2 separate regions of the Homo sapiens genome follow, and region 1 is linked to region 2. The links are chromatin loops, found by intact Hi-C in ENCODE. Cell type or tissue: GM12878. All regions are shown on one strand. Each heading gives the region's core, and the rest is flanking DNA. Links, peaks and the distances in the headings are about the cores only.

Region 1 (12,623 bases), core at 2,261-10,260, 170 kb before region 2:
TCACTTGAACCCAGGAGGCAGAGGTTGCAGTGAGCCGAGATTGCGCCATTGCACTCCAGCCTGGGCAACAAGAGCGAGATTCTAGCCTCAAAAAAAAAAAAAAAAAAAAGTACCTAAACGTATTAGGGAGTGCTGACAAACACTAATGTGATAATGTGAGATTTTCAACTACTCACACAGCAAGTTCTATCTTTAAAAAAACAATAAGGTAAAAAAAGGAAACAGACACAGAAAAGCCCATTTGTAACTATTGTTTTCAAATAAAGGCAAGATTTTTTTTTCTTCTGTGTGGTCAGTTTTACTGCAAGATCTAGGAACCTAAACACACTGGATTCTTGGCTTTGTTGATGACATGTAGTTTTGTCAAAGCACTTTTTCTTATACCTTTTACCACCTATTCCTGGTTCATGTACTTATGTAACACATAATCACTGATTACAAAAATATTTTGTGACCTTTGGTTACAGTGTTCTAAGGACTAATTACTAGAAAATCCATCATGACAAAGTGAATATTCAATCCATTTAAGCAAATTTACCATAATATCAAGCCTCATGTCTCATAAATTAATATTACTCTTAGCACTCTGAAAACTAGTATCTTATATTCAAAAACCCTGAATATTAGCTTATTTTTATAAGACTCTTGAGATAAAAAGAAAACTAGTACATACTAGTTTTAACATCAGGTGATTACAACTGCTTTTACTAGCTTTTATAAATAATTTCATTTCTTTGTTACTGGAAAGTATTCAGGCTGTTAATGAAAAATAAATGTCTCTTTTCCAAAAGATATTCCATTCTTCCAGTATTTATTTTGGTGACACAAGTCTGCATGGCGTGTCTGGGTTTTAAAAAATAAAAAATAAAAAATAAAAAATACTCCTTAACTGCACATTAATATATTCCTTAAAATTAGTGCCCACAAATTAGCCAGGCGCGGTGGCAGGCGCCTGTAATCCCAGCTACTCAGGACGCTGAGGCAGGAGAATCGCTTGAGCCAAGGGGGCGGAGGTTGCAGTGAGCCGAGATCACGCCACTGCACTCCAGCCTGGGCGACAGAGTGAGACTCCATCTCAAAAAAAAAAAAAAAAAAAATAGTGCCCAGAATTTGAAGACGCTGCATTTTTGCAGCCTTGAAATTTACTTTGTCTCTGGTTATTCTTCATTGTCAGGACTAGGTTTAGGCAAACTGGGTCCTCTGAACCCTGTGTTCAGTCTAGCAGAGACTCACTGTCTAGATGGACTGAACTTAAGAAACTTTTAAAGTACTACAAATTCACAAGGATTGCCAACAGAATTCTCTGTCAACAAACTCCAACAACATGTCTACAGTTGCCCAGCCTGGGGCAAAAATAAAACACAAAACCCAAGGATGCAGAGCTTCAGCACATGGGCGGCCCTCCCACACTGAGAGCTTATCTTGGCGCTCTTGCCGCAGCACCCAGTGTGGAGGCGAACACTGCCCACTGTAGTAGCCGGCTCTACTAAGAAAACAAACTACAAAAGCGTGTACCTGCCAAAGTGCTTGACCCAGGCAGCCACGCCATCAGTTCTAATAGTCTAACCTTCTCTTTCTTCTTGGCATTGTTCTTATAAATGCAGTTTACTCTGAGACCAGCTATCCTCAGCTTGGCATACAAGAGAAAACCATGTAACTGTTGGCTGTGGTTTCCAAACTTTTTGGGCAGTTACTATGTTGATGGGTGCTGCTAAATAACTGAGAAGAAATCACTAGAATCTGTGTGCCAAAGAAGACAAAATAAAAATTAAAAAGGCTGAGCCAGGCGTGGTGGCACATGCCCGTGTAGTGCCAGCGACTTGGAAGGCTGAGGCAGGAGGATCCCTTGAATCCAGGAGTTCATGGCTGTAGTGCACTACGATCCCATCTGCGAATTCCCACCATATTCTACCTGGGAAACTGGGATACTAGGACCTGGTGTCTTTAAAAAAAAGAAAAAAGTCTACCAGCCCAAGTAAAATCAATATTATTTATTGAAACTGTGCTAAGGACTGTACATGATTATCTCGTGGAATGTGAACACCAAACCCATAAGGGAGGTCCAGTTATTATCCTGATTTTACAGATAAGGAAAGTGATACGTAAGTTCAGTAAGTTGCTCCTGGTCACATGGCAAACAAGTAGTAGAACCGGCATTTGAACCAGCAGGTCTGTCAGATTCCTGAGTGTATGTGTCTAACAATCATGTGTCCAACCTGCTCCCCAACCCCAACTAATCTGTAAGCTCCGTGGAGGCAAGATGTGGTATCCCTGGTGCCTTTGCTGAGCAAATGAGTGACTAACAAGTGAGGACTAAAGTGATGCTTATTACTAAGCATTTACAGCTGAGCTTGTATTTCTAAGCCTCGTCTGAATTTTGCTTTGTAAGTTTCCTTTCTTATACGATGTAAGGGAGTTAAGATTTTGATAAACAAAAAGATGCCATTGAAAGCTCATGCACTAATAGATAGTTCAAGGAATAGATTCCTTCCTGTAATCCCAGGTACTTAGGAGGCTGAGATGTGAGGATCACTTGAGGCCAGGGGTTTAAGACCAGCCTGGGCAACACAGCAAGACCCCATCTCTAAAAAACTAAAAAAAAAAATTAGCCAGGCATGGTGGCACACGCTTATAATCCTGGCTACTTCAGAAGCTGAGGGCTGAGGCCAGTGGATCCCTTAAGCCCGGGAGTCTGAGGTTACAGTGAGCTATGATCACACCACCACACTCCAGCCTGGAAGACAGAGCAAGACCCCGTCTCTTTAAAAAAATAAATAAATAAAAGTGTTAGATGGTGGAAATACCTAGCAAATGTTTGTCTCAATGACTTACACCTTTTGAGCTCACTATAGTAAGGGTAAGGAAGAATAAATGCTCTCCTCCCAGCCTACACTTGGGTAGACCAGGGCTGCATCCAAGCTGCTTACAGGTCACTGACTTGGCTCTGGGATGCCTGCTTCCACTGTTCACCCCCCTACCAAACCCCGCCTTAGGTGTAGCTTCCTGGCATTGTGGGATGGGAGAGGAACAAAGCCAGCAGAGACCATCTCAGGTAACTGGGAAGGAATACTGATGGAGGGAGAGGCCCTAGTGTCACTCCAGCCCCATGAAATGTGTGGTTTTCTTTTTTTTTTTTTGGAGATGGAGTCTTGCTCTGTCGCCCAGGCTGAAATGCAGTGGTGCGATCCTGGCTCACTGCAACCTCCACCTCCCAGGCTCAAGGGATTCTCCTGCCTCAGCCTTCCGAGCAGCTGGGATTATAGGCGCCCGCCACCACGCCAGGCTAAGTTTTGCATTTTTAGTAGAGACGGGGTTTCACCTTGTTGGCCAGGCTAGTCTTGAACTCCTGGCCTCAGATAATCCACCTGCTTCAGCCTCTCAAAGTGCTGGGATTACAGGCATGAGCCACCGTGACCGGCCGACATGTGTGGTTTTCCAGGGTGACACTGACCTTTATCCATATAAGAACCTACTCAGAAAAAGCCGCTGCCTCTCCTCGGCTCCACCAGGGGTCCATGTCCCCATACCCAGAGGTCCCACTGTTTGGCCTTGTGGCTGCTCCTCCTCTCCCCTCCCACCTCTTCCTGCCCTGCTCCTTCACATGGATCCATGGGAACTACTGGGTCCTCTCTACACTTCTGGGGCTCAGGGGACTGGAATGGGATAGGGGCTGCTCCATCTTCTTCCAGACTTCCTATAGTCTCTTCAAGCCCTGCAGTAGGCCAAGAAGATGGGTAAACTCTTTCCCTTTCCAGGCAGGGCCTACTCTAGTCAGTCTCCTGATTACAAAAGTCTCCGGAACCAAGGTGGACACCGGCTGCTATGTTCACCAACACCCCTGAGCTGCAGGGAGCACTCACCAGCCATCTCACTGCGCTCAGCGAGTGGCCTGCTGCAGTCTGAAATACAAGTTTCCCTTCTGGAGAAAGTCTCTTGAACCCTCTATCACTTGGCTTTGCAGGTTGAAGGATACCATCCTCCCTTTTCCTCACAGAAAAGAGCAGGGGAGCCACCTACACCAAGGGGCCTCTCATGACTCCCCAACTCTCTCGGCATTTTCCTTATATAAATCAGGGAGGGTGCTTACAGCATGACCAGTTCTGGGGCTTAGAGTGAGAGACAGTGGGTTTGAAGCAGATTTCTGATCTAACAGGTTGACATTATTATGTCATTTAATTCCCAATTCAACCATAAAGGAATATTAAGTATAAAAGTCTCAATATCCTCACTTTATAATTTTAAAAGACAGATTGTTATCCATCTAACATTTTTAAGGTTTGGATAACGATCATTCTGTTATCTAATGCACTTTGTTAGGGGGTGGAGGGAGAAGGCTGTTGGATTATGCCATTGTATAAATACTAAAATATAGTTATCTGGGTCAAGATTAGATGAGTCACATAAGGCCATCCCAAGCAGCAATAAACTACAATAGATCAGGACTGGGGGTAAAGGGGACACCCTGGGATTACAGTTCCCCTTTCTGTGCAAGTCGAGTCTATCTCCTGGGCCACCAGTCACCCCAGCCCAAAGCAGATGTCCAGAAGCCACCGTCCAGTTCCAGGCCAGGGGCAGTTTTGTTAAATGCCTATCACGCTTTAGTTTACCCATCTGGCCCATGACAACAAGTCTACCAATACTTCAGAATCATAATATTGGAACATGACTAAACAGTCTATATTGAGAGCCTTTAAAACATGGCCATAACAATTAAAGTTCTTTTCATTTTATTATCAAGCAAAATTTTAAAAGCTAATATTAAAAGCTTCATTTACTTTATGTGGGAAACAAACGCTCACAATGAAATATATTAGTTCCCTACAGAATGAATCATAAGTAATTACATAGGAATAGCTCATGGAAATCGACTGCCACAATCTATTGGATATATAGAGATTGAAAGCAAACTTTGGAAAACAGCCCTTTAAACATAACTATTCCATTTTAAAAAGATTCAGGTGTTCCTTATTTAGGTATAGCATATGCAACTGATGACATTAATGTAGTTTTGTTCACACTTGCCAATAAATAGCAATATTCCAAAAACTAGAGCTGAATTTCTAAGACTCATTCACCATAATCAATCATTTGTTGCTTTTCCCTCTTCCCTCTTTTACTTATTACAAGTTGTTAATTTGCAAAAAAAAAAACACAAAACAAAACAAACAAACAAACAAAAAACAGGCACTAACCACCAACCAATATGGATGCCTCATGGAAAGGGATTATGTTTTATGGTTTATTCAAAATGTAGACTCTCCACTATTTTCCAGAGAAGAAACAAACTGAGGTAATAATGGCTCAATATTATGAACACTCTTAACTTATTAAAGTCTTTAAAATGAAAATGCTGTGGTCCAACAGACTGCATTATCTACTGCTTGAATCTTAGAACTTACTTCTGCATAGAAATCATGCCACATATGGCTGGATAACCAGGCCAGCCCCAGGGAACCCCAAAGGCAAGTAGCACTACTGAATATCACCACCAGGGGGAACACTTTCATATGCAAATACACCCAGGCCCCTAGCAGAAACCGCTTCCCATATTTACAAAGAAAGCAGGTTCCTCCTCCCTGTCAGTGCTTACGAAAATCCCATCACCAGACCAGCGATGGGGACTCGGATGCAAACATGGTGCAGGGGAAGGCAGAGAAGAGACAGGGACTGGGCCATACATGCAAACCACTGGCCAGCTCCCCGTCCGGGTGGGCATCCCCGCATGTTATCTTTACACTGCTGCTCCTGCCCAGAGTTTCTCTCACACCCTGCAAGACAGAAGGCACTTCCACAGCCTTTCTCCTTCCTTCCTGGTGCTAAGGGACAAAATGCCCTTGTTAGACTTTGCCTCCACCCCATGCCTCATTTACAATCTGTAATAAAAGGAAGAGACAAAGGAGCAAAAGTGCTCTTCTCCCCTGTGACTCCCATCACTGCCACACTCCGGCTCCCATTGTTCACTAAGCCCTTATGCACCGGGCACCTTGCCAGACAGGGGACACGAAGATGAGGAAGAGGAGACCCTGCCCTCATGGAGCTTCATCAAACAAGAGAGACAGATCAAATGAAAATGATCTGTCAGTTGATATCTGTCAATATGAAAAAAGCAGGCAGGAACTACTCTAACAGGCTAGCACAGCGGCTAAGAGCACAGGCTCGAGTCTTGCTGCTCCACTTACTAGTTGTGTGGCAGGGCAAGACATTTCACTTCTGTAAGTCTCCATACCTTCATCAATAATGGGATAGTAATAATTGTGCCCAACAGGGTTACTGTAAGGATTAAAGAAAATAAAAGCTCTCAGTATAATGCTTGACACAGAGCAAGCATTTACTAAATTATTGTTATGAATTATTCAGGTCATTGTTATAAAAGAGGTAGAAAAAACAACTTTCAGAGTGGTGTCAAGGACTAAGCAAACTGAATGTTTGGTGGTGTCTATGGGGGCTGTATTTTAAACTCAATCTTGAAGAATGACTAAGAGTCTGTCAGAGAAGGGAAGGAAGGGCATTTTAGCAAAGGCCTGGGCTGGGGGCATTCACATGATAAGGAAAGATGCCTTCCTGGAGTCAGACTCCAAGGCCAACTGGGCTGGGGCAGCTAAGTCCAGAGAAGGACCTCAGGAGTCTGCCCTTAATCCTGTACCCAGGACGGGGCGGGTGAGAGGCACATGCTCAGATTTGTTCCTGACATGTAACTTCAAGAGCAGTGCTACATATTTTGCTTATCTATCCAGAAGACTGACTGCATACAGATGAGATAGGGCGTGGGGGGCCAAGTGGGAGGGAGCTCCAGGAGGTGCCTCCAGACATGGACCAGGGACAAGAGGACAGCTTAAAGAAAGGTTGTGGGAATTGAGTGCAACATTTCGGGTCTCAGCTTAGATGTCACTTGGCTGGGTAGCCTTTCCTATCTTGGCAGTTCTGGGTGACGTACCATTTTCCTAAGGGATCTTACAGCACCAAGACATCTTGAATCAGAGCTCTTAACACCTGTATCTATAGATTAGCTGAACAAATTCATTAAGGCCGACAGTGAGCCAGGCCCTTGCTTGGCATGGGGAATATAGCACTGAAGGCAGGGAAGAGTGTCTGTCCTCAAGCACTGCTCTAGAGCTAACCTGCTGGCAGGGGATACAGGCAAACAAACAAACAAACAAATATAGAAATTCACATGGTGCTAAGTGCTATAAAGAACAAAACAAAGTTAGAGGGTAAAGAGACAGATCATAGTGGAAGGGGGGTACCATAGGACAATCAGGGACAGCCTCTGAAGAGGGTCATATCTGACCAGACAGCAGGCTGCAATGAGGGAGCAAGGCAGGTGGAGACCTGGGAAAAGAGCAAGGACAGCATCCCCTAGGGTGAGGCACATCTGCAGCCTAGCCAGGATACCACTGTGGCTGGAACAGAGCAAGCAGGGAGGAGGATAAAAGACATAAGGTTGAAACCAGGCAAGGACCACACTGTGTATGGCCTCGTACTTTTATTAGAAGTAAAATGGGGCCAGGCCTGGTGGCTCACACCTGTCCAGCCCTTTGAGAGGCCGGGGCAGGAGGATTCCTAAAGTCCAGAAGTTTGAGACCGGTGTGGGTAACATAAGGAGATCCTGCCTCTATAAAAAACACCAAAAAATTAACCAGGTACACACCTGTGGTACCAGCTACTCAGGAGGCTGAGGTGGGAGGATCACCTGAGCCCAGGGAGGTTGAGAGGCTGCTGTGAGCCATGATCATGCCACTGTACTCAGCCTGGGTGACAGAGCTGTCTCAAAAACAAACTAAAAAAATTACTTAAAAAAAGAAGTGGAATGCCAAAGGAGGGTTAAGAAGAGTGAAAGGATCTGGGCAGGGTGCGGTGGCTCACACCTGTAATCCCAGCACTTTGGGAGGCTGAGGCAGGTGGATCACGAGGTCAGGAGATCAAGACCATCCTGGCCAACATGGTGAAACCCCATCTCTACTAAAAATACAAAAAATTAGCTGGGCGTGGTGGCATGTGCCTGTAGTCCCAGCTACTCAAGAGGCTGAGGCAGGAGAATCACTTGAACCCGGGAGGCGGAGGTTGCAGTGAGCCAAGATCGTGCCACTGCACTCCAGCCTGGGTGACAGAGCGAGACTCTGTCTCCAAAAAAAAAAAAAAAAAAAAAAAAAAGAAGAGTGTCAGTGTCAGGATCTGATTCAGGTTAAACTAAGATCATTCTGGCTGACATATGGAAAATAAGCTACAGGCAGCGAAGGCACAGAAACAGGAAAGTCAGAAGGCTACCTCAGTATTCTGATGAGAAGTAGTGGCAGCCAGCACTAAGCTGTTAACACGAGTGGTAAAAATGGTCAGGTTTCATACCACATCCAATTCATCAGCAAGTTCTGCCAGCTCTACCTTCAGAATATACAGGCAGTAGTATATATTCACCACAACTTTCAGAGTGGTATTGAGGACTAAGCACACTAAATGCTTGCGGTAGGATGCAGGAGTCAAGAGCTCAAGGAGGGCCGGGCACGGTGGCTCACGCCTGTAATCCCAGCACTTTGGGAGGCCAAGGCAGGCAGATCACCTGAGGTTGGAAGTTCAAGACCAGCCTGAACAACATGGAGAAACCCTGTCTCTACTAAAAATACAAAATTAGTGGGGTGTGGTGGCGCATGCCTGTAATCCCAGCTACTCGGGAGGCTGAGGCAGGAGAATCACTTGAACCGGGGGCTCAGGGGGAGGACAGGTCAGGAGAAGCCCCCTAGACGAAAGGATTTGGAGAAAAGGCCTCAGGACCAAACCAGCAAAGGTGACTGAGAAGAAACAGCCTAGAAAGAGGAAGCCGAGCAGGGGGTGGTGTCCTGGCAGCCGAAGAAGAGCAGGATTCCAGAAGGATGGAAGGAGCTGTCGGAGGATCAGTACTGCGGAGCGGTCAAGTGAGAGAACTCATGAAATGATCACTGGACGAAAGTCACCTGACCACAACAAGCAGCATCAGTAACGTGGAGGCTTAGGGAAAATGGGATGGAAGGAAGGAAACATACAAGCATACACAACTCTCTTGAGGAAACCTGCTATTCAGGAAAGCAGAGATATGGTGCAGAGGCTGGAGGGGAGTATAGATGAAGGACAATATTTTATATGTGCAATATCACCGTGTGCTTTATTGATCTGGCAAACAGTAAGAAACCCATGTGGGCTAAGAAAAATGCACACCAGGAAGGAGGGGCAAAAATTCTTCAGATAGCTGGAAAAGCTGAATAATCTTTAATGACTCAAAATGCTTACCAGAGGATTGATTTAAACAAATAAAGGATATTATTCCCTTTTTACCTTTCAAGAATTACAATGGTTCTTGTAACTAGTTGAAATAAATCTTAGAGGCATACAATGTAGTTATTACAAGTTGGTCCAAAGCTAAAATAGGAAAACAGCTATAGGATCAAGAAAAGATGTCAACTGATAAAATGTCTTTCTTGATGATACAGTATACTCAAGATTACAATTTCTAAATTCATTATTTTTGATAATTTCCATGAGCAGGACATACTTACAGGTTACACTGGTTTAGTCTGTAAAACTTGTGTCGCGCAACACAGAGTCTCCAAATGTATTTTGCTGTTTCCATGTCTTCCTAGCAAACAAAATAGGCATAAAGCAATATGAAAGCACACATACAACTTGATACGTTTAATGCAGAGTTTGTCTAAAGACATAATGGGTGACATCATATGACAAAGTCACTTTCAGAACACTATAAGCCTTTCATTTTCCAACACTGTGCCCATGGTATGAATACCACAAGTAGGATTTAATTTATGAAGACAAAACAATCTGTTCTAACAGTGTGATTCTCATATTAAACAGTTTCAAAATGACTTGGGAATCTAAAAACTATAAAAATACCAACTTTTATTCTTGCCAAATATACTCAAAGACATTTTTAAACAAAAATATGACTCAGTAACTCAATATTGCCTTTGTCAAGAGAGCAAAAGCAAGTAACTGTTAAATAACATTTCTTCAGAGCTATTCATTTATCAATGAAATTTAAGATATCAGTGCTTACTTTCTCCCCCACATAATCCCTGAAGTTTAATTTAAAGGTTATCATGATCAGACAGTAGTTATCCAAAGACTCATTCACTCAGCATTTACTGAGCAGCCATTTTTTGCTAACTGCCATTTTGCAAAATGCTATATGATAAAACTGCATGTTTTATACAATTACAAAATATTATCATTTTAATGCTGCCCTGCCTCCAAACACATACAGGCACGCAGAAGTAGAACTTGTTAACTTTTAGGAAAAACATTCCATGCAGACCCCTAATGTTTACTCACAGTTTGAAATTGAATGGTCTCCTCTTTATTTGCCAGCTCTAATGCAAAAAAGGACTTGTTGTGGGACATGTTGGCAATGTCATGCCACCTAAAGAACAGCAAATAGAGAACTGGCAATGTGAGTGCCCATGGGGGAAACAAGGAGATAGAATACACAAGTTTTCCCTAAGCCTGACGTGTAAGTTAGCATTTGGTAACATTTTTGAGAAAAACAAAAAACAAAAAACACGAGACCAGCCTGGCCAACATGGTGAAACCCTGTCTCTATTAAAAATACAAAAACTAGCCCAGGCGCAGTGGCTCACGCCTGTAATCTCAGCACTTTGGGAGGCCAAGGTGGGTGGATCACGAGGTCAGGAGATGGAGACCATCCTGGCTAACATGGTGAAACCCCGTCTCTACTAAAAATACAAAAAAAAAGAAAAAACTCGCCAGGCGTGGTAGCAGGTACCTGTAGGCCCAGCTACTCGGGAGGCTGAGGCGGGAGAATGGTGTGAACCCGGGAGGCAGAGCTTGCAGTGAGCCGAGATCGCACCACTGCACTCCAACCTGGGCGACAGAGTGAGACACTGCCTCAAACAAACAAACAAAGAAACAAATAAAAAACAAAAACTAGGTCAGGCATGGTGGCTCACGCCTGCAATCCGAGCACTTTGGGAGGCCGAGGCAGGTGGATCACCTGAGGTCACGAGTTTCAGACTCCTGGCCAACATGGTGAAACCCTGTCTCTACTAAGAATACAAAAAAAATTAGCTGGGCATGGTGGTGGGCACCTGCAATCCCAGCTACTTGGGAGGCTGAGGCAGGAGAATCGCTTGAACCCAGGAGGCGGAGGTTGCAGTGAGCTGAGACAGCACCATTGCACTCCAGCGTGGGCAACAAAAATGAAACTCTGTCTAAAAAAAAAAAAAAAATTACAAAAACTAGGCCAGGCGAGGTGGCAGGCACCTGTAATCCCAGCTACTTGGGAGGCTGAGGCAGAAGAATTGTCTGAACCTGGGAGGCAGAAGTTGCAGTGAACCAAGATTGTGCCACTGCATGCCAGTCTGGGCAACAGAACGAGACTCTGTCTCAAAAAAAACCAAAACAGAAAAAAGAAAAAAAAAAACAGTGGTTTTAATCAGCTAGCATGAATGTTCTAATTGAAGTAACAGCAGCTAGTTCAAAAAGTAAACTCATGTATAATAAATGAGGGAAAAGAGAATTTAAAAGATGTAAAATGTATCATTCTCATGTGTCAGATTTGCTTGATGGAAGATCCCTCTCTTAGCTGATTGCCAATGCCCCATTTATTCATTCAACAAAATAAAAGACACCTATTATAACAATGCCAGAAATTGCAGTAGGTCCTAGGGACACTAAGATTAGTGAGTTACAGTGCTTCCCTCAAATTCGCACAGTTGGAGGGGAAAGGTGGGAGAAAGAACACAGAAGCAAACAAGAACTTTTAAGTGCTGCAGGTATTAAAATAAGGCACAAAAGTGGGGGAGGTGTGCTCTGAAAAGCTTCAGGGTGAAGATAAATTTGAAATGCCAGGAACTCAAAGAGTGAACTATTCTGGAAGTGATCACTAGGATTCAAAATCTTATACTTTCTAATTTTATCGTATTAGCTTTTATATGTTAATATTTGATTTTATTAATCACAGAATTTTATAAAAAGAAAAAATTATGGAAGAAAAAATTTTATCCTTCTCCATTAGATTTATTTATTTTAAATGTATTAAAATAAAATCAACTTAGTACGGATTCCGTTGTTTGTTAAATCTAAAGATTATTAGCATCACATTAAGGCAACTGTGAAAATTCCTATCCAGTGATAAAGGAAGCCAGGTAGAAGCCTCAAGTTTCCATGTGACACTTTGGGCACCATCAGAGCCCTGCTCTTCAGGTGAAGCCACGGATCCATTTTCCTCTCCTCTCCCTGACCCCCAACTCAGCATGTTGGGAAGGGTTAATATAAGTGGCTTGGGGACGAGAGAGCAACTGCCAAAGGGGAGCCACCCAGCCCAGGGCAGTGCATTCTAGGAATGGGGTTCTGCTCCCCAAGTGATGCGTACTCTCTGAGGTCATAATCACCATGGAGAATTCATGGCTCAAGAGGCAGTAAAGCAAAGGAAGTGAGGGAGGAGATGTCAGTTTAGAGAAAAAGCTCTTCAAAGGCCAAACTAGTTCTCAAGAAGAAATGGTAGGAGTGGTTTAGAAAGCTTGAGTAGTGTGTGTGTTGTGGGGCGGGCAGTGAGTAGGCGGTGGAGAGAATAAAAGCTGTTTAATACAGCGATTAAGAGCCCACGCATAAAGTGGAGGATC
Region 2 (12,623 bases), core at 1,820-9,819:
CTAAAGTATTAACAACCAAAATGTAAACATTTTTCTTTGTAGTTATGTGTGTCACAAGTAAAATGAAAGTTTTAATGAAAAAATAGTTAAATTATTAGTTGTCTTGGTTTTGTAACTCCCCAGAGCCTACTAATTGCTGCAGAAAAATTTTAACATAGTATTATTCAGAATATAATTATATATCCACTGTGTGTTCTAGATGCTAAGCATACAGTGTTAATAATAAAACCGTTTCTGACTTTAGGATAATCAAGTAAGATTCTTACAGTTCATGTTTAAATTTCTAATAATGCATTATGTTTTCCAACTAACCCTTACTAGAAATTTAGAACTTTTACTTATGGTCTCTCCCTTCATTAAGACACTTTCATGTTAAATTTGTTAAGCCTCTCTTCCTAGGCCAAGATAAAAAATAAAAAAAAAAAGGCTAATATTGTCAGGCACAAAATGCAACACAATTTTTCTTGTTTTTTTTTTTTTTTTTTTTTTTTTTTAAAGAAGCAAAAACAGTAATCTGCCAACAAACTTCTTAGGCATATGGATTCCTAAGGACGTGGCAGATATGCAATACTCCAATCTTAGATGGCATGTCTTCTATTTGCTATTTCACGCTTCTTGTCTTTTAAGGAAAGCAACTGGAGCACAGCTAGCCGTGCAAGTGATTTATTCCTTTTTTTTTTTTTTTTTTAATACAGGGTCTCACTTTGTCACCCAGGCTGGAGTGTAGTGGCATGAACATGGCTCACTGCAGCCTCCGCCTCCTAGGTTCAAGCAATCCTCCCACCTCAGCCTCCCAAGTAACTGGGACTATAGGCACATGCCACCATGCCCAGCTAATTTTTTGTATTTTTTTGTAGAGATGGGGTTTCAGCATGTTATCCAGTCTGGTCTTGAACTCCTGAGCACAAGCAATCTGCCTGCCTCTGCTTCCAAAGTGTTGGGATTACAGGCGTGAGCCACCATGCCCACTGACTCCTTTTATTAATATAGTGTTTCTTCCTTCACCCATGTATTCTGACTCAATAAACTCAATAATATCCAATATTTTAATAATTTGAGAACAGACTTCACGTGTAACTAAACGATAGAAAGTAGGTATCAGTTTTCTAGCCACTTTTATTCACATGAACAACACTGCAAGCACCACTGTTGTCCTACCTCCACGCTGGGGATGGTTTGTTTTTTCCCTCTGGGAGCTTCAAAGAATAATTGTTCCTTAGCACCAGTGTTGACCTGTAAAAGCTTTCCTTCAAAAAAATTTTTAAAAATATTTACACATATAAAATACATACAAATATATATACCATCAGTATGATGTTTAAGTTTTATGGGAAAAAATCAGCTTAAATATAAAAACCATTTTCTGCTGCAGTCAACTTATAGTAAGAACATTTTATTTTTATAATTCCATATTACTAAGTAACTAAATTCATAAGTGGTTTGATTTTTGTATATGTATATACATAAAAATGATTTCTTTGGTTATGCATATGTAAAAAATTCCTAGAAACAAATGTTAAAATATTTTTTAAAGTGTATCTGTTTAACTATATTTAGAAAAACTTTATGATGCTCAATTTATATAGTTGAATACAATATAGTTGAATACATGAAACAATAACATCCTTAAAAAGAGAGGATTTAAAATACTTAACATTTATCAAACATATTAAACTCAGTCATATGCCATGCATTCTGCTAAAATACAAACATACTCATTAAGTTCTTTATGTTATATGATTATGACTCTTTTTGAAGATATATTTCATATCAAACAATGAGAAAAATGACTTTAAAATCTTCATTAACATTTCTTTTTAAAAATGTATTTCATTTTTTTTTTTTAGGAATGGGGTCTCACTGTGTTGCCCAGGCTGGTCTCAAACTCCTGGGCTCAAGCAGTCCTCCAGCCTTGGCCTCCCAAAGTACTGAGATTACAGGCATGAGCCACCATACCTGGCCAACATTTCTATATTCTATTTATGTCAAATTTATATGACAAAGATCAAGACATCTTCACAACAATTTTTTTGCACAATATTTAAATCACTTTACAAATTAAACAACTAATCACTTACTGTACTATTATTTGAACGATATTAGGTGAAGTATTGAAAAGTGTAGGTTGGGTGCAGTGGCTCATGCCTATAATCACAGCACTTTGGGATGCCAAGGTGGGAGGACTGCTTGAGTCCAGGAGTTCGGGACCAGCCTGGGCAATATAGTGAGAACCTGTCTGTACAAAACATTTAAAAATTAGCCAGGCATGGTGGTGCATGCCTGTAGTCCCAGCACTCAGGAGGCTGAGTTGGGAGGATGACTTAAGCCCAGGAGGTTAAGGTTGTAGTGAACTGTGATTGTACCACAGCATTCCAGCCTGGGTGACAGAGTGAGACCTGTCTCAAAAAAAAAAAAAAAGAAAAGAAAAAGGAAAAAGAAAAGTCTCAACTCTATAGTATTCATCTTCAGATGTAAAATAGTAAAAAATAATTTTGAGAATAATGGTTGTTTTTCCCAATTCTTTTTAACTCATCTGTTGAATCACTTTTCCGTTTCTCTAATATAGCTATACTAAATCAAATGAAACTTTTATCAAGTATTAAGTTATTTAAAGTCTTACCTCTAATATCCCAATCAATATGGGTTATGTAACTGGTAGCTCCTTTGCATATTCCTACTCGTTTACTACTCATTACATTGTATATATCTATAAAGCTGTCATGGGATGCTACAGCAAGATATTTCCCAGAACCTATAATAGAAACATATTTGCTTGACATTTTCTATCTTTGGAAATACTTTTTTACACTCTGCAACTAGAGTTAATTTTCCTTTTCTTTATGGAGAAATCTTAGCTGTTTCATAAATTATAATAAAACAGATGTGTTAAATAACAAATGATAACATTTTTCAAGTATATTATACTTAACAAAATAATTTTTTAGTGTAACAAATTAGTTCAGTGGGAAGCAAATGTCAAAAGCTATGTATGATGTAGTTTTGATACTTTGTATTTAACAAAACTCCCTCTAAATTTAGAAAAAAATGGAACTAAACCAACATAAGTAAATTTTGCCTTAACATTAGTAATTGCTACATTACAGTAGGTTTGTAGTAGATAATGAATACATGGAAATTAATGGAGTAAAATGAGTGCAATTTCAAAAGCATTAAGAATATAACGAAAACAGTTATCCAACCCCTTTTATATCACAAATGAGGAAACAAAAGCTCAGAGAAGCATCCTGGCTCAAGTCACACAGAAAATTTAGTAACAGAATTGGCGCTAAGACAGATATTTGCACCAATCTAACAACAGGGCTTTTACCTCTTGCTACACTGCCTCTTCTAGTAAAAAAGTTAAGTTCTGAGATAACATAACAGTTAATAAAAATTATACATTGATACATTTATACACTGCCAGACCCAAGTTAATACTCAAATACAATTTCAATGGATCTTACCAGGTGAAAATCGAATATCTGAAATCATATCTTTTCTGTGATGAAAAGACACAAGATCCTCTAGAGTATCCGCATTTGCCATTAAGAAGCTTCCATCGTTGAGACCTACGGCTAAAGCTTTACCATCAGGAGAAAAACAGCAACACCTCCCACCTGAAAGAGAAAGAGCATATTAGGCAATTTTCCCTTTTTTCTAATTTAAAGTATGGGCCAGGTGTGGTGGCTCATGCCTATAATCCAAGCACTCTGGGGAGCTGAGGCAGGAGGACTGCCCGCGGCCAGGAGGTTAAGACCAGCCCGGGCAACATAGCAAGACCCCATCTCTGCCAGTAGGCAGAGTAGGGGAAGGGGCAAGGGGCAAAGGAGAAGGGGCGAGGGGGAAGAGAGAAGAGGGAAGGGAAGACAGGTAAGTAAGTAAATAAATAGACAGGCATGGTGGCACACACCTGTAGTCCCATTTACTTAGGAAGCTGAGGCGGGAGGACTGTTTGAGCCCAGGAGGTTGAGGGTGCAGTGAGCTATGATTGCACCACTGCACTCCAGCCTGGGTTACAGAGTGAGACCTTGCCTCAAAAAAAAAAAAAATATTTGCTAAAAAGGTTGCCTCTTTATTATGGCTTCAAATCAATATTAAAAAGGAGTCGAGATACAGATTAAGTTTTCTATAGAAGTCAATGGTATGGAATTCTAAGCAGGAATGAAACTCACTTCTGAATACAACAAAAGCAAGTATGGATATTTACCTTAAAAGAAATTAAGTTGATGAAAAAGAATGAGAGATTTTAATTAACATAAAAAGCCAATGATATATGTGGAAGTTTTGCAGAGTAGGTTTTACCTTTGTAGCTTCTTTCCAAAAAAACAGAAATTTAAGAAATAAGTCATCTTTATAAAAGTAATTTTTTTTGAGATGGAATTTCTCTCTTGTTGCCCAGGGTGGAGTGCAATGGCATGATCTCAGCTCACTGCAACCTCCGCCTCCTGGGTTCAAGTGATTCTCCTGCCTCAGGCTCCCAAGTAGCTGGGATTACAGGCATGTGCCACCAGGCCTGGCTACTTTTGTATTTTTAGTAGAGATGGGGTTTCACCATGTTGGTCAGGCTGGTCCTGAACTCCTGACCTCAGGTGAACCACCTGCCTCAGACTCTCAAAGTGCTGGGATTACAGGCATGAGCCACAGCACCTGGCCTATGAAACTAAAATATTTTTAAAAATCTAATAGGCCATTATTAAAGGTAGGAAGATACATCTGTATATATACGTTTCAGAACCATATATGAAATGATATTTTTATTATTAATGATAAATTAATATCGTTCATTAATGTCATTAATGATGTTAACATTCGTAAAAATAAGGGTTAGTGCTGCATTGATAAACACAAAAAAGGGCTTACCCTAACAGCAAGGGTTGCAGCAAACATATTCAAAAGCCCTAAGGATTTTGGTATCTTGTATGAAATCTGATGAGGAAAGGACAGGGTATATACAGAATGAAAAGTTATAGCATAAGTTGAGAACAAGTAGTCATTTAATTATCAAGCATACATTGGAAATGAAGAAATCTAAGATGTGATTTCTCAGATTTGAGAGTCAAGAGATGATGATGACCTGGAGCTGGGTGGCAGCAGTGGAGGTGATAAGAGGAAGGATTTGGATATATTTCAAAGATAGAGCTGGCAGAACTTTGACCAACTGGATGTGGGGTGAAAGGCGTCAAGGGCATGGTTTTGCTTGAGTGGTGATGCCATTTACTGAGATGGGATAAACTAGAGGAGGAACCACCAGTGCTTAGTTCTGTACAAATTAAGTTAAAGATGCCTATGAGAAGTTCAAGTGAAGACATGAAGGAGACAATTTAATATATGAATCCTTTTCAGGAGCTGCATATAATGTTTGTTATATGTATATCTTTATTTGTGTATATTAACTATTTGACTTTTCTCTCCTTTTTCTCCTTCATATTTTATACAAGTTTGTTGGAGGTTAACTTTACAATTTTGTGTTAAAAGAATATTCCTTGTGTTAAAAGAATATAAGACCGTGACTAAATTTGAGAATAGCGTAGGTCTTCTCTCTTTAGGGGTGAGAACTACTTCACTTGTACCAAGGGTAGCTGCATCTCTTTGGGTAGAAACATAAGGTTAGTTCTGTGATTGTACTGAAGTTCAAATGTGTGTATAAAGGTTCATGTGGATCCTGACTAGCCAGAGGGGAAGACTGTGCTGGTTATTAATTTATTGCCTCTCAGTTCCAAATCTGCCACTTTGGGCCTCACAGACTTTTTTGCTAGCTTGCCAGTAGAGGGAGCTGGAGAGACACTACAAGGCCAAAACAGAAGTGACTCCCTTCCTCCAGTGTGCTGTTTTACTAACAGAGCCCGGGCACTGGCATGAAGGGGGCCTGATGGCATTCACCAGAGTGGCAGCCCCAACTGCCTCTTTCAGCAAGTTTCTCCACCATCACTGTAATGGCTCTAACAATTTAGCTGCAATTTGCGGACTTCAGGAAGATTCTCTGGCAGGAGTCCTCACAGTTCAATGATTTTGCCCTAGGTTAAGCTCTTCAAGCAGTGGTTCTGACCATTCAGCTCTGGCCTGCTGCCTCTGGCAAGCTTCTCCTTCACCAAGTGACTACTCTCACTGTTCCACTGAGGGCTGCACCCTCTGGCAAGCTTTTTCGCCACAAGCTCACTGAATGTTCTGGTGGCAGCCACACCATTTCCAAACAGGTCTGAATCACCTTTAACTTGTTCACTCTCCCTTAGTACTAGGGTTGCTGCTTTCTATGGTGGCTACCTCTAAGGCTTTTTCAGTAGGTAATCACTTTTTGCTAGTTAGCAATTCTTTTTATTAAATTCCCACTGTTCAAATAAGCCTTGTAGTCTCATCTTCTGACTGGACAGTGACCGACTGAATCTAAAGTGTGAGTGTACATATGAAAAGAAAAGTCCGGGGAGAAGCGCTGGAGCAGTCCTAAATGCAGAGTGCAGGAAGAAGAGATAGCACTAGCAAAGGAAACAGAAAAAGGGAGTCAGTGAAGTAGAGAGAAGAAACAGACACGCACGGGTTCCAGAGACAAGTGAATAAAGTATTTCAGAAAAAAAAAAGGGAATGATAAATTGTGTCACAAACTGCTGTGAGGTGAATACACTGAGAACCAGGAAGTGATCAACAGATTGGCAGCAGGTTAAATGGACAAGTAGGGAAAAAAGCCTAATTGGAGTGGGTTATGGAGCTACTGTCATGTGAACACACAGAGAAGGGCGCCTCAACTATTTTGAGGAGTTCTGCTACAAAAGAGGGAAGAGAAACAGAATAGTAGTGAGGTCAATTATCACAGTTCCCTGTTTTACTCAATGCTTATTCTGCTGGTTGGGTGCAGGCATAAAGCAGGTAGAAAGTTGAGTTTAAGGGAAGATTAATATAGTAAGTATCCTTTAAAATTCATAGCTGAGATCATTGAAAAATTAGAAACATTTTCTAGTTATCAAAATTAAAAGGGGAGCAGAAACCCAGAGCAAAAAAGCCACATTTGGAAGGGGAGGGGCCAAGAAAGCCAACTAGAAACAGCTGTGGTCAGAGGCTCCCACCAAGAAGACCGAAAACGGCAAGTGAATCCTGCACCAGCAACTGAGGTATCCAGGTTCTCTCATTGGGACTGACAAGGTGGTTGGCATGACCCATGGAGAGTGAGGAAAAGCAGGGTGGAGTGACAGCCCACCTGGGAGCTGCACAGGACAAGGGGAGCTCCTACTCCCAGCCAAGAGAGGCAGTGAGTGATTGTGCTATCCTGCCCGGGAAACCACACTTTTTCCATGGATCTGTGCAACTGGTGGATCAGGAGATCCCCTCCGTGAGCCCATGCCACCAGTTCCTTGAGTCCCAAGCATAGAGCTGCACAGATTCTCAGTGGCCACTTAGCTACAGACTGCCGAAGACTACCAAGTTCCTGGGGGAAGGGACGGCTGTCATCACTTTGGCTGTCTGCTGCCTCAGATGACTGAGCTCCCTGGGCGAGGGGCAGCAGACATCACTGCAGCTCCAGTCTGCCATTTCTCCTCTGATGGTGCCTGGGAAAATAGACAGTTTAGACCCAGGAGGAATTCACCACAGTGCAGCACAGAGGCTGTGGCAGATGGTGGCCAGACTGCCTCTTTAGGTCGGACCCTGACCATAACCCCTCACTGTGCGGGGCCTCCCTGCAGGAATTTCAGCAACTCCAGCCAGAGGTTTGTGGACAGAACTCTGATCTCCCAGGGACTGAGCTCCTAGAGGGGAGGGGCATCCGTGGTCTCCATGGATCAGCAGACTTAGTCTTTCCCTCTACCAGCTCTGAGGAATCTGGGCAGTCAGGACAAGTGGGATTTCCCCCAGTGTAATGCACCCCCTCTGCCAAGGGGTAGTCAGAGTGCTTCATTAAGTGGGTCCTGGATCCTGTACCTCCTGACTGGGTGAGACCACCCCAACAGGGGTTGCTAGACACCTTATACAGGGGCGTTTCCACTGGTATCAGTTCAGTGACCCTCTGGGACAGAGATCCCAGGGAAAGGAGCAGGCAGCTACCTTTACTGTTTTGCAGCCTCCACTGGTGATACCTCGAGGTGTGGGAGGGACCCAGGCAAAGAAGGTCTGGAGTGGACCTCCAGCAAACCTCAGCTGGAAGAGGAAGAGGGGTCTGACTGTTAAAAGAAAAACAGGCCAGGCATAGTGGCTCATGCCTGTAATCCCAGCACTTTTGGGAGGCCGAGGCAGGTGGATCATGTGGTCAGGGGTTCAAGACCAGCCTGACCAAGATGGTGAAACCCCATCTCTACTAAAAAAAAAACAAAAAAAATTAGCTGGGTGTGGTAGCAGGTGCCTGTAATCCCAGCTACTTGGGAGGCTGAGGCAGAGAATTGCTTGAACCCAGGAAGTGGAGGTTGCAGTGGGCCAAGATCATGCCACTGCACTCCAGCCTGGGTGATAGAGCAGGACTCCATCTCAAAAAAAAAAAAAAAAAGGAGAAAAAAGAAAAACAAACACCAACAACAAAAGCATCAACAAAAAAAGTCCCTGCAAAAACCCCATCCAAAGTTCAGCAGCCTCAAAGACTGAAGCTAGATAAACTCACAAAGATGAGACAGAATCAAAGAAAAAAAATGCTGCAAACTCAAAAAGCCAGAGTGCCTCTTCTCCTCCAAATTAACACAACACCTCTCCAGCAAGGGCACAGAACTGGGCAAAGGCTGAGATGGATGAATTGACAGAAGTAGGCTTCAGAAGGTGGGTAATAATGAATTTTGCTGAGCTAAAGGAACAAGTTCTAACCCAATGCAAAGAAGCTAAGAGCCATGATAAAACATTACAGGAGCTGTTAACCAGAATAACCAGTTTAGAGAAGAACACAAATGACCTGAAGGAGCTGAAAAACACAACCAAGAATGTTACAATGCAACCACAAGTATCAATAACTGAATAGACCAAGCACAGGGAAGAATTTCAGAGCTTGAAGACTATCTTGCTGAAATAAGATACACTACAAGATTAGAGAAAAAAAAAAAGGATGAAAAGGAATGAGCAAAACCTCTGAGAACTATGGGATTATGTAGAAAGACTGAACCTATGACTGACTGGGGTACCTGAACAGAACAAAGTTGTAAAACGTACTTCAGGATATCATCCAGGAGAACTTCCCCAACCTAACAAGACAGGCCAAAATTCAAATTCAGGCAATCCAGAGAACCCCAGTAAGATACTCCATGAGAAGATCAACCCCATGATACATAATCATCAGATTCTCCAAGGTCAAAATGAAGGAAAAAAATGTTAAGGGCAGTCAGAGATAAAGTCAGGTCACCTACAAAGGGGAGCCCATCAGACTAACAGCAGACCTCTCAGCAGAAGCCCTACAAGTCAGGAGACACTAGGGGCCAATATTCAACATTCTTAAAGAATTTCCAACTCAGAATTTCATATCCAGCCAAACTAAGCCTCATAAGTGAAGGAGAAATAAACTCCTTTTTAGACAAGCAAATGCTGAGGGAATTGGTCACCACCAGGCCTGCCTTGCAAGAGCTCCCGAAGGAAGCACTAAATATGGAAAGGAAAAAGTGTTACCAGCCACTGCAAAAACACACTGAAGTACGAAAATCAATGATACTACGAAGCAACTACATTAAGTGTGCAACATAACCAGCTAGCATCACGATGACAGGATCAAATTCACACATAACAATATTAACCTTAAATGTAAATTGGCTAAATGCCCCAAATTAAAAGACAGAGAATGGCATGCTGATAAAGAGTCACAACCCACTGGTGTGCTATATTCAAGAGATCTATCTCATGTGTAAAGACACATACAGGCTCAAAATAAAGGGATGGAGGAAAATTTACCAAGCAAATGGAAAGCAGGAAAAAGCAGGGAGTGCAATCCTAGTTTCTAACAAAACAGATTTTAAACCAAAAAAGATCAAAAAAGACAAAGATGGGCATTGTATAATGGAAATGGGATCAATTCAACAAGTAAAGCTAACTATCCTAAATATACATGCACCCAGTTCAGGAGCACCCAGATTCATAAAACAAGTTCTTAGAGACCTACGAAGAGACAACTTAAACTCCCACATAATAATAGTGGGAGACTTTAACACCCTACTGTCAACATTAGATCATAAAGACAGAAAATTAACAAAGATATTCAGGACTTGAACTCAGCTCCGGATCAAGCGGACCTGATAGATATCTACAGAACTCTCCAACCAAAAACAATAGAATATACTTTCTTCTTGGCACCACATAGCACGTACCCTAAAATCGATCACATAATTGAAAGTAAAACACTCCTCAGCAAGTACAAAAGAACTGAAATCATAACAGTCTCTCAGACCACAGCACTATCAAATTAGAACCCAAGATTAAGAAAATCATTTAAAACCACATAACTACACAGAAATTGAACAACCTGCTCCTAAATGACTCCTGGGTAAATAATGAAATTAAGGCAGAGATCAAGAAGTCCTTTGAAACCAATAAGAACATGGAGACAAGATACCAGAATCTCTGGGACACAGCTAAAGCAGTTTTAAGAGGGAAATGTATAGCCCTAAATGCCCACATCAAAAAGCTAGAAAGATCTCAAATTGACACCCTAATATCACAACTAAAAGAACTAGAGAACCAAGAGCAAACAAACCCCGAAGCTAGCAGAAGACAAGAAATAACCAAGATCAGAGCAGAACTGAAGGAGATAGAGACACGAAAAGCGCGTCAAAAAATATTAATGAATCCAGGGGCCGGTTTTTGAAAAAAATTAATAAAATAGATCATTAGCTAGACAAGAAAAGAGAGAAGAATCAAATCGACACAATAAAAAATGATAAAGGGGACATCACCACTGATCCCACAGAAATACAAACAACCATCAGAGAATACTATAAACACCTCTATGCAAATAAAATAGAAAATCTGGAAGAAATGGATAAATTCCTGGACACATACACTCTCCAAAGACGGAACCAGGAAGAAGTTGAATCCCTGAATAGACCAATAACAGTTCTGAAATTTAGGCAGTAATAAATAGTCTACCAACCAAAAAGAGCCCAGGACCAGACAGATTTACAGCTGAATTCTACCAGAGGTACAAAGAGGAGCTGGTACCATTTCTTCTGAAACTATTCCAAACAGCTGAAAAAAAGGGACTCCTCCCTAACTCATTTTTTGAGGCCAGCATGATCTTGATACCAAAACCTGGCAGAGATGCAACAAAAAAAAGAAAACTCCAGGCCAATATGACTGAAGAATATTGATGCAAAAGTCCTCAATAAAATACTGGCAAACTGAATCCAGCAGCACATCAAAGATTATCCACCACGATCAAGCTGTCTTCATCCCCAGGATGCTAGGCTTGTTCAACACACACAAATCAATAAACATAATTCATCACATAAACAGATCTAAAGACAAAGACCATATGATTATCTCAGTATATGCAGAAAAGGCCTTTGATAAAATTCAACATCCCATCACGTTAAAAATTCTCAATAAACTAGGTATTGATGGAACATACCTCAAAATAATAATGATAAACCCACAGTGAGTATCATACTGAATGGGCAGAAGCTGGAAGCATTCCCCTTGAAAACCAGCACAAGACAAGGATGCCTTCTCTCACCACTCCTATTCAACATAGTATTGGAAGTTCTGGCCAGGGCCATCAGACAAGAGAAAGAAATAAAGTGTATTCCAATAGGAAGAGAGGAAGTAAAACTGTTTTCTGTTTGCAGATGATATGATAGTATGTCTAGAAAACCCCATTATCTCAGCCCAAAAGCTTCTTAAGCTGATATGCAACTTCAGCAAAGTCAAAGGATACAAAATCAATGTGCAAAAATTACAAGCATTCCTATATACCAACAACAGAAAACAGAGAGCCAAATCATGAATGAATTCCTGTTCACAATTGCTATGAAGAGAATAAAATACCTAGGAATATAGTTAACAAGGGAAGTGAAGGACCTCTTCAAAAACTACAAACCACTGCTCAAGGAAATAAAAGAGGACAGAAACAAATGAAATAATTCCATGCTCATACATAGGAAGAATAAATATTGTGAAATGGCCATACTGCCTGTTATTAGTCTGTTCTCACACTGCTATGAAGAAATACCTGGCTGGGTGTGGTGGCTGACACCTGTAATCCCAGCATTTTGGAAGGCTGAGGTGGGCGGATCACTTAATATCAGGAGTTCAAGACCAGCCTGGCCAACATAGTGAAACCTTGTCTCTACTAAAAGTACAAAAATTAGCCAGGCATGGTAGCGCATGTCTGTAATCTCAGCTACTCAGGAGGCTGAGGCAGGAGAATCACTTGAACCCAGGAGGTGGAGGTTGCAGTGAGCTCAGATTGTGCCACTGCACTTCAGGCTGGGCTAAAAGGGTGAGACTTCATCTCAAAAACAACAACAACAACAACAATAAAAACCCTGAGACTTGGTAATTTATAAAGGAAAGAGATTTAATTGACTCACAGTTCTGTATTTCTGAGGAGGCCTCATGAAACTTACAATCATAGCAGAAGGCAAAGGAGAAGCAGGCACCTTCTTCACAGGGCAGCAGGATGGAGTGAGTACAAACAGGTGAAATCCCAGACACATAAAACCATCAGATGTCGTGAGACT

Evidence for each region. Hi-C counts contacts between places; a loop is a spot of excess contacts. Peaks named below come from ENCODE experiments on the same cell type or tissue, not always from the same donor. Only the 100,000 strongest peaks of a DNase experiment are listed, where the experiment ranks them.
Region 1: a loop joins it to region 2, with 4 times the contacts of the local background. A loop is called at or near these places in 2 of 110 quality-filtered maps.

Annotation. Positions count from the first base shown.
Region 1 is chr14:88,486,889-88,499,511 of GRCh38, forward strand. PTPN21 (protein tyrosine phosphatase non-receptor type 21) reads right to left here. Exons shown (of 19, transcript NM_007039.4): 9 at 10,315-10,402; 10 at 9,525-9,604. Among named protein-coding and RNA genes, the nearest start is that of PTPN21, 62 kb to the right of the region's middle. RefSeq lists an enhancer at 5,555-5,744. In GM12878, for the core only: a CTCF peak has its summit at 5,487 (motif pointing right); a DNase peak (open chromatin) is centred at 5,483; H3K27me3 peaks cover 141 bases.
Region 2 is chr14:88,661,873-88,674,495 of GRCh38, forward strand. EML5 (EMAP like 5) reads right to left here. Exons shown (of 44, transcript NM_183387.3): 22 at 3,465-3,617; 23 at 2,621-2,752; 24 at 1,159-1,247. Among named protein-coding and RNA genes, the nearest start is that of ZC3H14, 110 kb to the left of the region's middle. RefSeq lists an enhancer at 6,523-6,702. In GM12878, for the core only: a CTCF peak has its summit at 5,768 (motif pointing right); DNase peaks (open chromatin) are centred at 5,789 and 6,629; H3K4me3 peaks cover 1,397 bases; H3K27ac peaks cover 1,248 bases.